2 separate regions of the Homo sapiens genome follow, and region 2 is linked to region 1. A link is a loop called in an ENCODE intact Hi-C map of the cell type or tissue named here. Cell type or tissue: dorsolateral prefrontal cortex. All regions are shown on one strand. Links, peaks and the distances in the headings refer to the core of each region. The heading gives the core; the rest is flanking DNA.

The links. Hi-C counts contacts between places; a loop is a spot of excess contacts. Peaks named below come from ENCODE experiments on the same cell type or tissue, not always from the same donor. Only the 100,000 strongest peaks of a DNase experiment are listed, where the experiment ranks them.
Region 2: it touches region 1 in a loop (1.9-fold over the local background); 4 of 110 quality-filtered maps call a loop at or near these places.

What each region holds. Positions count from the first base shown.
Region 1 is chr5:36,504,032-36,512,677 of GRCh38, reverse strand. No RefSeq gene overlaps it. Among named protein-coding and RNA genes, the nearest start is that of SLC1A3, 98 kb to the left of the region's middle. In dorsolateral prefrontal cortex, for the core only: CTCF peaks have their summits at 4,947 and 5,149 (motif pointing right); a DNase peak (open chromatin) is centred at 5,137.
Region 2 is chr5:36,439,318-36,447,963 of GRCh38, reverse strand. No RefSeq gene overlaps it. Among named protein-coding and RNA genes, the nearest start is that of RANBP3L, 140 kb to the right of the region's middle. RefSeq lists an enhancer at 4,709-5,908. In dorsolateral prefrontal cortex, for the core only: no CTCF peak of the experiment used is centred there; DNase peaks (open chromatin) are centred at 3,283 and 6,590; H3K27ac peaks cover 6,599 bases.

The DNA.
Region 1 (8,646 bases), core at 436-8,435:
TAGTTTTTTTCCAATTCTGTGAAGAAAGTCATTGGTAGCTTGATGGGGATGGCATTGAATCTATGAATTACTTTGGGCAGTATGGCCATTTTCACAATATTGATTCTTCCTATCCATGAGAATGGAATATTCTTCCATTTGTTTGTGTCCTCTCTTATTTCCTCGAGCAGTGGTTTGTAGTTCTCCTTGAAGAGGTCCTTCACATCCCTTGTAAGTTGGATTTCTAGGTATTTTATTCTCTTTGTAGCAATTATGAATGGGAGTTCACTCATGATTTGGCTCTCTGATTGTCTGTTAATGGAGTATAGGAATGCTTGTGATTTTTGCACATTGATTTTGTATCCTGAGACTTTGCTGAAGTTGCTACAGCTTGCAGAGATTTTGGGCTAAGATGATGGGGTTTTCTAAATATACAATCATGTCATCTGCAAACAGGGACAATTTGACTTCCTGTTTTCCTAATTGAATACCCTTTATTTCTTTCTCTTTCCTGATTGCCCTGGCCAGAACTTCCAACACTATGTTGAATAAGAGTGGTGAGGGAGGGCATCCTTGTCTTGTGCCGGTTTTCAAAGGGAATGCTTCCAGTTTTTGCCTATTCAGTATGATATTGGCTGTGGGTTTGTCATAAGTAGCTGTTACTATTTTGAGATACGTTACATCAGTACCTAGTTTATTGAGAGTTTTTAGCATGAAGGACTGTTGAGTTTTGTCGAAGGCCTTTTCTGCATCTATTGAGATAATTATGTGGTTTTTCTCGTTAGTTCTGTTTATGTGATGGATTACATTTATTGATTTGCGTATGTTGAACCAGCCTTGCATCCCAGGGATGAAGCCGACTTGATCGTGGTGGTTAAGCTTTTTGATGTGCTGCTGGATTCGGTTTGCCAGTATTTTGTTGAGGATTTTTGCATCGATGTTCATCAGGGATATTGGTATAAAATTCTCTTTTTTGTTGTGTCTCTGCCAGGCTTTGGTATCAGGATGATGCTGGTCTCATAAAATGAGTTAGGGAGGATTCCCTCCTTTTCTATTAATTGGAATAGTTTCAGAAGGAATGGTGCCAGCTCCTCTTTGTACCTCTAGTAAAATTTGGCTGTGAATCCTTCTGGTCCTGGACTTTTTTTGGTTGGTAGACTATTAATTATTGCCTCAATTTCAGAGCCTGTTATTGGTCTATTCAGAGATTCCACGTCTTCTGGTTTCGTCTTGGGAGGGTGTATCTGTCCAGGAATTTATTGATTTCTTCTAGATTTTCTGGTTTGTGTAGAGGTGATTATAGTATTCTCTGATGGTAGTTTGTATTTCTGTGGGATCAGTGGTGATATCCCCTTTATCATTTTTTATTGCATCTATTTGATTCTTCTCTCTTTTCTTCTTTATTAGTCTTGCTAGTGGTCTATCAATTTTGTTGATCTTTTCAAAAAACCAGCTGCTGGATTCATTGATTTTTTGAAGGGTTTTTTTGTATCTTTGTCTCTTTCAGTTCTGCTCTGGTCTTAGTTATTTCTTGCCTTCTGCTAGCTTTTGAATTTGTTTGCTCTTGCTTCTATAGTTCTTTTAATTGTGATGTTAGGGTGTCGATTTTAGATCTTTCCTGCTTTCTCTTGTGGGCATTTAGTGCTATAAATTTCCCTCTACACACTGCTTTAAATGTGTCCCAGAGATTCTGGTATGTTGTGTCTTTTTCTCATTCGTTTCAAAGAACATCTTTAGTTCTGTCTTCATTTCATTATTTAACCCAGTATTCATTCAGAAGCAAGTTGTCCAGTTTCCATGTAGTTGTGAGGTTTTGAGTGAGTTTCTTAATCCTGAGTTCTAATTTGATTGCACCATGGTCTGAGAGATAGTTTGTTGTGATTTCTGTTCTTTTACATTTGCTGAGGAGTGCTTTACTTCCAATTATGTGCTCAATTTTAGAATAAGTGTGATGTGGTGCTGAGAAGAATGTACACTCTGTTGATTTGGGGTGGAGAGTTCTGTAGAGGTCTATTAGGTCTGCTAGTTGCAGAGCTGAGTTCAGGTCCTGGATATCCTTGTTAACCTTCTATCTCATTGATCTGTCTAATATTGAGAGTGGGATGTTAAAATCTCCCATTATTATTGTGTGGGAGCCTAAGTCTCTTTTGTAGGTCTCTAAAGACTTGCTTTATGAATCTGGGTGCTCCTGTATTAGGTGTATATATATTTAGGATAGTTAGCTCTTCTTGTTGTATTGAACCCTTTACCATTATGTAATGGCCTTCTTTGTCACTTTTGATCTTTGTTAGTTTAAAGTCTGTTTTATCAGACTAGGATTGCAACCCCTGTTTTTTTTTGCTTTCTATTTGCTTGGTAGATCTTCCTCCATCCCTTTATTTTGAGCCTATGTGTGTCTTTGCATGTGAGATGGGTCTCCTGAATACAGCACACTGATGGGTCTTGACTGTTTATCCAATTTGCCAGTCTGTGTCTTTTAATTGGAGCATTTAACCCATTTACATTTAAGGTTAAGATTGTTATGTGTGAATTTGATCCTGTCGTTATGATGTTTGCTAGTTATTTTGCCTGTTAATTGATGCAGTTTCTTCATAGCATTGATGGTCTTTACAATTTGGCATGTTTTTGCAGTGGTTGTTACTGGTTGTTTCTTTCCATGTTTAGTGCTTTCTTGGGGAGCTCTTGTAAGGCAGGCCTGGTGGTGACAAAATCTCTCAGCATTTGCTTGTCTATAAAGGATTTTATTTCTTCTTCAATTATGAAGCTTAGTTTGGCTGGATATGAAATTCTGGGTTGAAAATTCTTTTCTTTAAGAATGTTAAATATTAGCACCTACTCTCTTCTGGCTTGTAGGGTTTCTGCCTAGAGATCTGCTGTTTGTCTGATGGGCTTCCCTTTGTGGGTAACCTGACCTTTCTCTCTGGCTGCCCTTAACACTTTTTCCTTCATTTCAACCTTGGTGAATCTGACAAATATGTGTCTTGGGGTTGCACTTCTTGAGGAGTATCTTCGTGGTGTTCTCTGTATTTCCTGAATTTGAATGCTGGCCTGCCTTGCTAAGTTGGGGAAGTTCTCCTGGATAATATCCTGAAGAGTGTTTTCCAACTTGATTCCATTCTCCCCATCACTTTCAGGTACACCAATCAAATGTAGATTTGGTCTTCTCACATAGTCCCATATTTCTTGGAGGCTTTGTTCATTTGTTTTTACTCTTTTTTTTCTAAATTTCTCTTCTCCCTTTATTTCATTAATTTGATCTTCAATCACTGATACCCTTTCTTCCACTTGACTGAATTGGCTATTGAAGCTTGTGCATAAGTCATGAAGTTCTCGTGCCATGGTTTTCAGCTCCATCAGGTCATTTAAGGTCTTCTTTACACTGTTTATTCTCGTTAGCCATTCGTCTAATCTTTTTTCCAGGTTTTTAGCTTCCTTGCAATAAGTTCGAACATCCTCCTTTAGCTCAGAGAAGTTTGTTATTACTGACCTTCTGAAGCCTACTTCTGCCAACTCATCAAAGTCATTCTCTGTCCAGCTTTGTTCCGTTGCTGGCGAGGAGCTGCAATCCTTTGGAGGAGAAGAGGTGCTCTGATTTTTAGAATGTTCAGCTTTTCTGCTCTGGTTTCTCCCCAACTTTGTGGTTTTCTCTGCCTTTGGTCTTTGATGTTGGTGATCTACAGATGGGGTTTTGGTGTAGATGACCTTTTTGTTTATGTTGATGCTATTCCTTTCTGTTTTGTTAGTTTTCCTTCTAATAGTCAGGTCCCTCAGGTGCAGGTGTGTTGGAGTTTGCTGGAGGTTCACTCCAGACCCTGTTTGCCTGGGTATCACCAGCGGAAGCTGCAGAACGGCAAATATTGCTGCCTGATCCTTCCTCTGGAAGCTTCATCCCAGAGGGGCAGCCACCTATATGAAGTGTCTGTCAGCTGCTACTGGGAGGTATCTCCCAGTTAGGCCACATGGGGGTCAGGACCCACTTGAGGAGGCAGTCTGTCCGTTGTCAGAGCTCAAATGCCGTGCTGGGAGAACCACTGCTCTCTTCAGAGCTGTCAGACAGGGATGTTAAAGTTAGCAGAAGTTGTCTGCTGCCTTTTGTTCAGCTATGCTCTGCCCACAGAGGTGGAGTCTAGAGGCAGTGGGCCTTGTTGAACTGCAGTGGGCTCCACCCATTTCGAGTTTCCTGGCTGCTTTGTTTACCTACTCAAGTCTCTGCAATGGCGGATGCCCCTTCCCCAGCCAGGCTGCTGCCTTGCAGTTTGATCTCAGACTGCTGTGCTAGCAGTGAGCAAGGCTCTGTGGGTGTGGGACCCATGGAGCCAGGCACGGGAGAGAACCTCCTTGTCTGCCAGTTGCTAAGACCTTGGGAAAAGTGCAGTATTTTGGCAGGAGTGTCCTGTTTTTCCAGGTCCTGTTTTCTTGGCTTTTCCTAGCCAAGGGAAATCTGTCACGGCTTCCCTTGGCTTGGAAAGGGAAATCCCCCGACCCCTTGCACTTCCTGGGTGAGGCTATGCCCCACCCTGCTTCAGCTTGCCCTCTGTGGGCTGCACCCACTGTCCAACCAGTTCCAATGAGATGAACCAGGTACCTCAGTTGGAAATGCAGAAATCACCCGTCTTCTGCATTGATCATGCTGGGAACTGCAGACCGGAGCTGTTCCTTTTTGGCCATCTTGGAACATCCCCAATTATGCTCCGTTTTAACATTTTTAATTGTGTATACTTTTTTCTGTGCCAGGTGTTAATTTAGTTACCTTTTAAGAAAAACTTAGATTTTCTTGACATCTGTTGTTTATTTTCTAACTCATTGAATCCTTACTTACCTTTGTCATTTCTTTCATTCTGCTTTCCTTGGGTTACCCTGTTCATTTTTTTTTAACTCCTGGAGTTGAATATTCAATCATAAATTTTGAGCTTTTATTATTTCTTTGAATGTCATAACTCCTGGTCAAAACACAAATTTTGGTCTAACGCAGTCGGTGATGAGCTCCCACGGTCTGCCCAGCCCTTGTTCTTAATCAGGAGGTGAATTAAAGTCTTCATCTTCTACGTATGTGGAAGAGGACTAGGCAGAGGAGAAATGGCAGGCAGTGGAGGCAGAGAGTGGGTCCCCAGCCAGTTCCTGGACTCAGAAACCACCCATCAATATTCAAGCCAGAGTAGATGATCACCACCAGGTGGCGCCCAACCTCAACAGGGGCTGGGATGAGTTTTGAATTTGAACCAGAAACTAGACCTCCAAGAACTCTGTCCATGTGCTTTTATTTTTCCTCTTCATCTTCCTTTTTTCTTTTATTATTTTGTTTGTTTTCATTACAACACTCCTTCATCTCCTTCTATTGGCTTGAACGTATTCCTTCTATTTCAAATATTTTATTAGTTACAGTAAAAATTCTATCATGCATACTTTACTGGTCAATATTTCTTTGTTTCCCCTCCCCAATATACAAAGATTTAAAACTGCCCCTTCAATCTTCCATGTTATGTTTCCTTAGTATTTTAGTTTTGCTTGCTTTTGGCTCTTCTGGATTAGATGATCTTGCTGTTTTAAATCAATGCTTTTGATTAACCTGTCTGCTCATTATTTCTTCTTGCTTCACACCCTGTTTTGAGTTCAATTATATTTTTTCTGAAGTACATCAGATTAGTAGTTTTTTCAGCAATAGATGTCAATGGTAAACTTTTTTTAGCTTTAGTTTTTGAAAATATTTTTAGTTTAGTTGGGTATAAGAGAAACTCTTCTATTGTTGCTAATAATAATTCTCTGGTCAGCCTAATTGTCATTTCTTTTTAGGTGTCATATCTTTTTTCAGGTGCTTTTTTATTTTTAATTTTTGTAGATACATAGTAAGTGCATATATTTATGGGATACATGACATGTTTTGATACAGGCATGCAACGTGAAATAAGCACATCAGGAAGAATGGGGTATCCATCCCCTCAAGCTTTTATCCATTGAATTGCAAGCTATCCAATTACTAAGTTATTTTAAAATGTCCAATTACATTATTGCTGACTATAGTCACCCAGTTGTGCTATGAAATAGTAGGTCTTATTTATTCTTTCTAATTTATTTTGTACACATTAACCATCCCCACCTCCCCGACAGCCCCCAATACCCTTCTTAGCTTCTGGTAACCATCCTTCTATTCTCTATGTCCATGAGTTCAGTTGCTTTGATTTTTAGATCACACAAATAAGTGAGAACATGTGATGTTTGTCTTTCTGTGCCTGTCTTATTTCAGGTGCTTTTAAGAGTTTATTTCTTGTTTAAAAATTTGGCTCCAACGTATGTAGTTTTGTGAGCTTTTTGTTGGTTTTGTTTTGTTTTGTTTTATCCTACTTGGAATTCAGGGGCTTTCTTCAATTCTGAAAAATTCCCAGCCATTATTTCTTTGAGTTGTTTCTAACCCCCTTCCCTCCATTCTCTTCTAGAATTTATAGTTCAATCAGGTTGGAATTTGTCAGTCGACCCTCCATGGCTCTCAAACTCTCTTTAAGATTTTCTATGTTATTATCTTTCTGTGTTTCATACTGGATGATTTTCTCAAATCAATCTACCAGCTCACTAGTTCTTTTTAAGTGCATTTAATCTGCTATTTAATTTGAGTTTAAAATTTGAATGATTACATTTTTCTGTTAAAAAAGTTCAATTTGATTATCTTTAAGTCCTTTGCTTGCTTTTTAAGAATCCTATCATTTTGATGTGTTTATTATGTCTTCTTGAAACATACTTATTTTCAGCATCTTTGAGATTATTTCATTATTTCTAGCTTTCAGCCTCATTATTTTTCCATGTGTTGTATCAGCTGATGCTCCTTGCTGATACTTTTTAATCATATGGTTAGTAATTATTTACTATAAGCTTTTTCTCCTTCTAGTGAGAGTCCTGTATACTCTGGGTTACAGATAACTCCTTACGGAGCAGTTTGATATCACTTCTCTCTAGATTCCTGTGGCTCCACTGGTTATGGGCCAGTAATGATGTTAATATCTTGCTTGAGATTCTTATAACATGTAGATAGCTTAAATTCATACTCCATACCCAGGTTAGGTTTGGGGCTTTTCACAGGATGTATATATTTTTTCCCACCCACAGTCCAGAAAAGATAGCTTGCTTCCTGTCATCCCCAGGCAGTAAACAAAGTTCTAGTTACCCTCTCAAGTCCTGGAAGTATTTTTGAGAGTCCCAGTTTTAAACAGAGGTATAAGTTCCAGCCCGAGCAGCCTCCAGGCCAAATTTACTGTAGGGCCCGTATCCAGGCCTGATTCTTTCCTGGTCCTTCTTGTGTTAGTTGAAGCTTATGTCTCTGAGTTTAAATTTTCTTTTTGTGTCTGGCACCTGGGAATTATCTTGGGTTTCTTTCAAGCTAGGTATTTTAGCTTTTTAAAATATTTATCCAGTATTTACATGTGTTTGAGTGGGAGGAAGTCTTTGTTGAGTCAGGCTGCCATGCCTGCAGCTTTGGAGGCCTTTTGCATGCAGAAATTGGTCATGCATCTCTCTCTTAAATGAGTCTGGCCATGTTCCCTTTACCCCCACTGACCTCATACCTCAAGGAAATTTGACAAGCCAGAAGCATAAATTGCATACCTGAGCTGAGCTTCCCCTTCTATTTTATTTACATCATTTCTCAAAAATAATCACAGAAGGATGGAGCTGGGTGAGGCCTTATAATCCTCTAGTCTGATACCCTCTTTAATCAGCTGAGGGACCAGGGACTAGCTGGGCCCCTGGATTTTGGATTCTCCATCTGAAACACTTTCAAATTCATTATCTTGAGTAGAGTATAGGAAAAGGAACACTGGATTTTTAATCAGAAAACCAAGAATTGCATCCCAAGTTTGCCTTTTACCTGCTGTTTGATCTTGGGCAACCCTTTTGAGATCTAGTGAGTTATCTGTTAAATGGAGGCAGGCTGCATGGAATTTTTGATTCAGGAGATGTGACAGTTTCTGATATGCAATAGGCATTAATATTTTCTTTCTTATGATTAAGATCTCTCATACCCACTCTTGGAAACATCTTTGAAGCTGTTCATTCTCACAGAATCTGCCTGGAAAGAACTCACAAAGTACCTGGAGACTTACTAAATCAGAAGGTGTAAAGTTGGGAAACAGAAGGTTATTTTCCATTTCCCTTCTTTCCAACCAAATACTGAAACTTTGTTCCCAAAGAGTAAGGTATGTCTGCTTTAAAGAGTTACACAAAGGCCATAAAATTGCAAGTGGAGCCATTGCAAACTCACAATGTTTTTTATTCTAGCTTCATGTTCATTGACCTATGGCTTTCTTATGGGAGTCATGGGTGAATTCTAGACCAGACTGTTGGCAAACTTACTCTGTAAAGGGCCAGATAGCAAATATTTTAGGCTTTGAGGTCCACAAATAGTCCCTATCATAGTCTTTGTTTTGTTTACAGCCTTGCAAATATATAAGAGACATTCTCGTTCATGACTATACAAAAGGAAAGCTGTGGGCTGGATTTGGCTCACAGGTCTGGCTGTAGCTGTAGTTTTCTGAGCCCATTCTAGACAGACACAGCCTTCTGACTACGTCCATGAAGACTTTCCTGACTTCAGCAATGTCATTCAGTGCTTAGGGGCACTCAGCCTAATTATCCTACCATATTTGTTCAGGAATGACAGCCTCCCTGATCTGCTGCCCCTGC
Region 2 (8,646 bases), core at 180-8,179, 64 kb after region 1:
TTGAATGAATGAATCACCCACAACCAAGATGATCTCTACCTCTCCTGAATTCCCACATTGCTTTGATGGCTATTCTTTTATGACACTTATTATAGTCCTAATACTGTACTTTTTTTTTTTTTGTTAGAGGGAGTCTCACTGTCACCCAGGCTGGAGTGCAGTGGCCCGATCTCAGCTCACTACAACCTCTGCCTTCCAGGTTCAAGCGATTCTTGTGCCTCAGCCTCCCAAGTAGCTGGGATTACAGGCACACACCACCATGTCTGGCTAATTTTTGTATTTTTAGTGGAGATGGGGTTTCACCATGTTGGCCAGGCTGGTCTCAAACTCCTGACCTCAGATGATCCACCAACCTTGGCCTCCCAAAGTGCTGGGATTACAGGCGTGAGCCACTGCGCCCAGCTATGTGTTTTTTCTTTTCTTTTCTTTTTTTTTTTGAGATGGAGTCCTGCTCTGTCACCCAGGCTGGAGTGCAGTGGTGCAATCTTGGCTCAGTGCAACCTCTGCCTGCTGGGTTCAAGCGATTCTCCTGCCTCAGCCTCCTGAGTAGCTGGGATTACAGGAGTGCACCACCATTCTCGGCTAATTTTTTATTTATTTATTTTTTATTTTATTTTATTTATTATTTTTTCTTTATTTTTGTAGAGATGAGGTTTCACTACGTTGGCCAGGCTGGTTTAGAACTCCTGACCTCCAGTGATCAGTGCCTGCCTTGGCCTCCCAAAGTGCTAGGATTACAGGTTTGAGCCATCGCACCCAGCCATATACTGTACTATTTTGATATTTGCCTTAGTCTCTTTACCTCCCTGAGTTGTAAGCTTTCTGAGTTGGAAGAATGTCTTATTTCATTTTGTTTTACCTGAAAATCATGGCACACAGTCAGCATTCATGCTCCTACTGGGAGAAATACAACTGGAATTCTGAGCTGTATTTCCTGTTTTCACCCACTCCTCTTGTACCATCTTTTCATTAACATGAAACTTTATTACCCATCAAATATTTGTTAAATATTTGATCTTTAATTTCTAAAATAAAATGCATTGAATAGACCGGGCGTGGTGGCTCACGCCTGTAATCCCAGCACTTTGGGAGGCTGAGGCGGGCGGATCACAACGTCAGGAGTTTGAGACCAGCCTGGCCAATATGGTGAAACCCCGTCTCCACTAAAAAAAAATACAAAATACAAAAATTAGCCAGGTGTGGTGGCGTGCGCCTGTAGTCCCAGCTACTTGGGAGGCTGAGACAGAAGAATCCGTCCCAGGAGGCGGAGGTTGCAGTGAGCCGAGATCACGCCACTGCACTCCAGTCTGGGCGACAGAGTGAGACTCCATCTCAAAAAAAAAAAACAAAAAAACAAAAAAAACAAAGAAACAAAAAAGAAGCATTGAATAAATGTCACTTAATCTATTAGTAAGTGTTCACACTTAATTTCTGAACATAATACAATATTTCCATTTTCTCATCAAGAGAAATACAGATTCCTGCTAGGATCATCTCGTCTTTAATGTGGCAGTCAGCAGTAGAATGACAACTCCCAGGTCTGTGGTGCAATGGAGTTGGTGACAGAAGAGGCTCAGCCGTGAATCCCACTCTCTCTGCTCCAGGCCTTCTTGGTGCGGCCAATCACAAGACAATCTGGCTTTAGGGCAAACTTAAAAGAAGTAGGTTAGAGCCACTTAAGAAAAGAAGCAGATGGAAAGACAATTTGTTCTTTTTCAAATTACTTATTGAGACATCCAAGTATAAAAGGTTCTCTGGAGAATCTCCGACAGGCCTGCGCACTGGGAGAAGACGGGGTGGAACCACAGAAGTTTGCGCCTTGCGGCGGGGAGGAGCCTGGCCCCTAGTGTTCCTGCGTGGGAACCTGGGAATTAGTCTGTGAGATGAGGGCCTGTTAACAGGAACTCCTCTCTCGCTTTGCTGTGTTGTTTCTCGTTTTCACCCGATAAATTCTGGCCCCCTCACCCTTCAAAGTATCTGCATAATCTTTCCTGCTAGTTTGACAATAACCCGGGTTTTCCTACAACAATATTATGTTGGTAATTTTAAAAATGTGCTTCAATGGACACTTGTTATTTGATCTGAATACTAAATTTCATCAGCTTTTAGCCCAATTCATGATCCCAGTTACTGATGTCTATTGAAATTGAGGGTAGAGAATGTCATTTTGGCTTGCGTAAATCTAAGAAGAAATTCCAGAACGGGGTTGGAACAAGCACCCCACACAAACAGTGCAGACATGTCCCCAGTCAGCTTCCTCTGCGGCACGGAGAAAGGGAAGAAGGCCCTCTCTGGCGCCTTGGACACAGCCATGGGAGGAATCCCTGAGGCCAGACCTCATCCGCCACAACCCTGGGGGCCTCCTGGGAGGTGACGGGACAGGCTGGTGAATATGTGGACACCATTTATTCAGCTGCTTGAGTCCTCAGGTTCTTGACTCTGAAGCCCTGTCACTTTTATGTGATGTTTCTCTTTAAAACTCATGGGTTCTCCTTGAGACCCTAAAGGGCACAGTGAGGTCTGCACACTTCCTTTTGCCCCTCCGGGGTACAGTGCTGTCTGTGACATGCAGGGGCGCACTCTTGGAGCAACATCCATTTCCCAGGCTGCTGGGCAGGATTCATGGCCAGAAAGGCTGCTGGCTTCAAAGGCCCAGAGGAGCCCCTGGAGCAGGTCAGACCCTGCAAGCGCCTCTGATGTGAACAGGCACCTGGACAAACAAAGAATGCAGGGTGGTTCTTTATTCCTGCTACACATTTTCCTGAGCAAAATGTGCCAGGACTGCCTTTTCATGCCTCACATCTTAAAGAGGTGTTTGTGTATCGGGGGCTGGGGAGGATGGTGGGTGTTGAATTAGACTCTCAGGGCTAGGTCTTTCATCTTCAGATACTCAGCAGGCCAGTACATCACGGTAGTCCCATAATCCTTTCCCTCGTCTCAGCTAACTCTGCCTGTCATGGGACATTCTCAGCCAAGGACCCATCTACTGATCTTTCACAGAACGCGTGTGTGTAGCTTTTCAGTGCTTGATTCAGTGCCTGCTCTTGTAGGAGCAAAACAAATATTTGTTGAATGAATAAATGAGCTACTTGGATCAACTGTAGAACAAAGCTATATCTTTAGAAGCGGAACCATTTCTCTCATTTTGGATCCCCACCAGAAGCAAGCTCTGAAACACGGATTTGAGTCAAAATAGTTTATTTGGGAAGTGATCCCAGGAAACACCAGTAAGAGAATGAGGAAGTGGGACGGGCAAGGGAAAGCAGCCAACAAAGAATGCCTCATTCAGCAAATCACCACTTTGGGCAACTGGGGCGTGAGCTGCAGGGCAACTCCAGGAGCCAGTGAAGAATACCTACCCCAGCACTACCCCATCCAAAGCGTTAAGGAGCCAGAGTGTGGCAACAGACTGCTTCTGGGGGGTTATCAATTCCAGCTGCTGTGTGCCCAGGCAGAGTAGGCACTGGGCACAGTGAAAACCTTCAGGCAAAGGTGTGCATTGGCAGTTGGAAGTCAGACTGGAGGTGCATAAATGATGGAGGGTGTTTGCCATGTCTCCAACACGATTCCACCAACTTTGGTTTCCATTCCCTCCATTTCTTATGTCAGTAGGAGACTGACAGAAGCTGTCAGGAGGAGACTGGGGGTTGCTGGTTCCTTCTGCCCTAGGGACAATAGTTAGTACTAGAGACTAGCTTAGCTCATAATCTCCATTATCTTGTTACTTGTTAGCTGTGGGCCCACGTGGACATGGGTTTCAGCAAATCACACACACTAATCTTGCAGTACATTCTGGTTGCCTGTGATTCTCTTGGCCTTTGTTTCCAAATCGCATTTTTGGTGTCTTAGTATGCATAGGATAGAGCCAACAATGACTGTGTTTGAGACTGAAGGGGTTGAGAAGTTTAAAGAACAATAGTGTCATAATTCAGAGTGGTTAAACTTAGTTAATGATATTGTTGTAAAACTTGTCACAAAACCTGGTGCGTTAGACCCATGAAGGACCTTAGATACCACCTCATTCAATGAGCTCATTTTACAGATGGTGAGACAGAGCAGCAGAGAGGTGAAAGGAATCGTCCAAGGTCGCACAACTGGTTAGAGTCTCCAACCCCAGGGCTGATTGCCCTCCCATGCTGCTGCTCACACTGCCCATTCGCAGGGGCTCTGGAGAACGCTCTCCGGAATGTATTGTGCAAAGTGTTAAAGAACATGGGACAAGTGCAAGATGGGAGCAAAGGATTTAAGGGGTGGAGAGGGAAATGGGGCAAGAAAACAGGAGTGTGGGAATCAGCAGCTGTTGAGCTCCTACTCTGTCAAACACCATGCTCTGTGTCTTACAGGCATTATCTTATTACTGGTCATGAAATCACTGGGAAGCAGGTGTCATCATTTTTAAAACTGTGTTTTAAAAGCTTTTCAAACTTTTTTTAAAAAAGTAATTTCTTGGCCAGGCACAGTGGCTCACACCTGTAATCCCAGCACTTTGGGATGCCAAGGCGGGTGGATCACCTGACCTCGGGAGCTCGAGACCAGCCTGGCCAACATGGTCAAACCCTGTCTCTACTAAAAATACAAAAAATTAGCCAAGCATGGTGGCAGGTACCTGTAATTCCAGCTACTTGGGAGACTGAGGCAGGAGAATCGCTTGAACCCAGGAGGCAGAGGTTGCAGTGAGCCGAGATCACACCATTGCACTCCAGCCTGGATGACAGAGTGAGACTCTGTCTCAAAAAAAAAAAAAGTAATTTCTTTAATTTTTTAGAGAAATGATCTCACCTCATTCTGAAGCTTCATTCCTACACAGAAGCAGGAAATAAAAAAACAAACAAAAACAAAGATGGAAACAACAACAACAGCAAAACCCAAAACCTGAACTTGTGAATGTAAAGTAGCTGGGTTGCCCATGGATTGACTCATGAGGCCGATAGTTTTACTTTGGCAGCAGCCCAAGACAACTTATTCACATTTCCTCTGTGCATGGATAAACACCTTCACTGGCCTCTAGTACACCAAGGCAACTCTGAAAATCTCTAGTCAGCAACATCTACTTTGAGCATCTTCTACCTCCCTGGATAGTTCAGGTCTCTAGTGACAACATTGGAGATCTGTTTAACATGAAAATACAGTTTTTGAGATAAGCATCTTTTTGAATAATTGTCATCCCAAAACACCACTAAAAGAATGAATTTATAAGATTGGGCCAAGCAGAGAGCTGGCTCTCTGCAAAACACAGGACCCGGGGAAGAGCAAGGGGGTTGGAAGCAGGGTGAGAGTGAGAGAGGGGAAAGAAAGAAACCAGTCAGCAGGCAGTTAGGGTGAGTCCTCGGTTAAATTCTTTCAAACAAACACCCTGCAGGCACAGATAAGGGAACTTGCACAGTGGGGCTTACCTAAGACATGCCCACAGACATACAGATAAGAAAGGCTACACAGGTGACTTGCCCAGACATGCCCGCAATGGAAAATTCCATCTCCTGACACATGCACAGTAAGGCGAACAAAGCAATATGGAGTAACTCAAACTAAGGGCCTGCACGTGCACTAGGAGAGAGGGGTATAGCTACCCGAAATTCGCACCTTATATAAATAAGATGCCCAGCTCTCATCAGTGTTTTATTAAAACCTTTGCATTCAATTGTAAAACAACAACCCTCTTTCAGGTCCCCTCTCGGCAGTGGAGAGCTTTCTTCTTTCACTTATTAAACTTTCGCTCCAACCTTGGTGTCTGCACTCCTTAACTTTCTTGGTCATGAGACAAAGGACTCTGGGTACTACCTCAGGCAATGAGAGACTGCAACAAGAGGGGGAAAGAAGAGGTGTGTGGTGGTTGTTCAAAACATGAGGGATTTCCAAGAAGGGCAAGCATAGCTGGGGCTGTAGCAGAATGTAGCATGAGGGCTCTGGGTACCTGAGAAGGAGCTAGGATTAGGATTGGAATCCAAAGGCACATAATATAGCCACTTCCTTTCCTAGTCTAGTGGCCTTTGGGGAGGGTATTCGCCAAGTGGGGAGAACAAATGTTGAGGCTGGTGCTGACTATCTTCAGAGCCAAAAGGTGACCTTCTTGTCCCCTCTGCACTCACTGAATCATGGGGACCACATCCCCATCTTCTGATCCCCATCCAAAGCTGGTTGTGCCAGTCACAGATCGCAGAGCCCATCAGTGCCCCAAGGGCCGAGGGGTACATTTCAGGCCTTGTGCAGCCTTCTCTGAGCTGTACTTTCCTTTGATTCTGTTGTTCTTGTTCCATCCGAGTGGGACCTCTGTTCCTATTCTGAAGGCCACTGTTAAGTCCTATTCACTCTGAATGGCTCATTTAGTTCAGTGGGGGTTTGGGTTTTTAGAAGGTTTTCTCTTTTAAATTCCTTTTTTTCCTTTTTTTTTTTTTTTTTTTTTAAGAAAAAGGGTCATAAAGAACTTTAAGATGCCATGCATGAAAAGCTCTGGATAAATGCAGCTTGTACTGGATTGTAAAATACTGTATTGTTCCAACCTTAATTCCTTGTGTGAGACTGGAATTGGTAATTTCCTGGTCCAGGGCAGAGGCTGAATACCAACAGACTGCAGACTGGAAGCAGGGGCGCTGTGGCCTGGGAGCACTTGGGGAGAATTTATGGGGAAACCAGAGGTCTCTACAAGAAATTCTCCTTTTGGCCCAGATTAATTTTCCTGACTTTTGCATTAAAGTAAAATAACATTTTTATGAAAAAGCACATCTCTGCTCTCTGCAGTGGCATTTGGGGGCTGGGGTGTGCCGCTGTCTGGGGTCACAGACCGTTATAAATCACATAAAAAGCTTCCTCAGCTCTTCTGCTCTGAAAACTCACTCTATCTGGGGTGTGAGCATGTTTGCTTAGCGGGCAGTCCTCCTTCTCTGAGCTATGGAGACTGTTTTGACCTTGAATCTCCCTCTCACCTCTCTTGATGCTTAGGTCCCAGAATCACCCAGTTTCATGCCAGCAAGACCGAGAGCCCCTCACATTCGCCACACGTGTCCCTGACTCCTCGTACCTGCCTCTATGCTTCCCTGGAATCCTCCGCTTCCCATCTGTTTCTCTGTAAAGACTGATCATACTTCCCTGCTTCCAAGCCATCTCCTCCTTAAACTATGACTACTTGCAACTTTGTTGGTCTCCCTGAGTCTCTGATCTCTATGGTACTCATAGTCATGAACACACATTTTAAACCCCTTTTTTGGTTTGAGTTTGGTGCCCAGGTTTGATTGTAAACTTCTTGAATGCCGTTCATTTCCTGTAATTTGTATCTGCCATATGTGCTTTCATATGAGCCCAGCATAAAGCCAGAGCCTCATAAATTCCCATTGGTTGGATTTCTGATTGATTGGTTGGTTGATTGATAGATACCCAGGCCCCATATGCCCAGATGTCTGAGGTAGTGCTTTGCTCATGGGGCTCCAGGAGTCAGCAGAGCTGTCCCTGACTCCTGTATTCACATGAGCTGATAATTTCACTCCCCCACCCCCACTTCATCTTAGGAGCAAGATACAGCCTCTGTTCTGGTCCCAGAAAAAAAGTTTACTCGCGCCACAGTTTTGTGAGGTTTCATAGACTTTTACTAAACATTTGCGTAGATGGTCGGGGAGCTACTTTGGCAGGGTGTAGCATCTCACCATCTTCCTTCTGTGTAACGATACACAGTCCTTGTGCATGAGGCTATGTGCTAGCAACCACCTTAAATGACTTATTAAAGTGTTTCTTCTGAACAAATACCATGCTTAGTCAAAGAATAATTGCAATAAATTCTCATTATTCTCCTGGTTTTTACAGCAGCAGTACCCAGAAGCGTTGAGTTTGCCCTCTGTGGATTCAACTACTAAAAGTGTTCATCAGAGAATGCAGCCACTAAGGGAACCTGGGGTTAAAGAGATTTCAGATATTTCCAAGCCTCCTAGTCAGTAGACGGTCACCCTGAGCCTTTTGCCCCTGTCTTAGCACTGTGGGAGACCAAGAGTGAGGTCTGGGTCCCCAGTAAACATTGCCAAAAGTGCCCCTCAAGATCTGGGCATGAAAAAGTAAACAGATCTCCCAGGCAGAGCTTGGCAGCTCAGACCCCCACCCCTCCCTGTCAGGAGCTGTTCACATGGGTGTCTGTGCATCTCTGGCCCCAGGCTGCCACTCTGCCCCAGCTTCCAGCCTCCTGCCTCATGGATATAGCAGGTTTTTAGTCATATACTTTCAGAACAGCATAGATTTCACTTTAAGGAAAAACAGACTTGGTGCTTGGGTCATTGCTGTATCCTTGCTATTACACTTGCCTGAAAGAGTCCCCCTCTCAACTTCTGCTCCCAGGCTTCCCCCTCTGGCTTGGCCTTTTGTGCCACTCTTCTGTTTTTTTTGCTCCTCAGATGTGCACACATTTTAAATAACATTCCTTCCTGAATTTGTCCCTTCATTTCCCCAGCTTCTGTGCTTGGGGACTCTCCAGCTCCCATTCTTTTTCGCGCTAATGTTCTCTTCTCCATCCTTTGTTGACATGCCAATTTATTCAGCGCTTGGCTTCCCCTTCCTCTCCTCACTCTTTTCCATTCCTTACACTTCTCCTAACTGACAAACACTCCCCAACAGTGTGTCTGTGTGTGTTTGGGGTCTAGACGAATAAACCTATTTTGGCCCTCATATCCT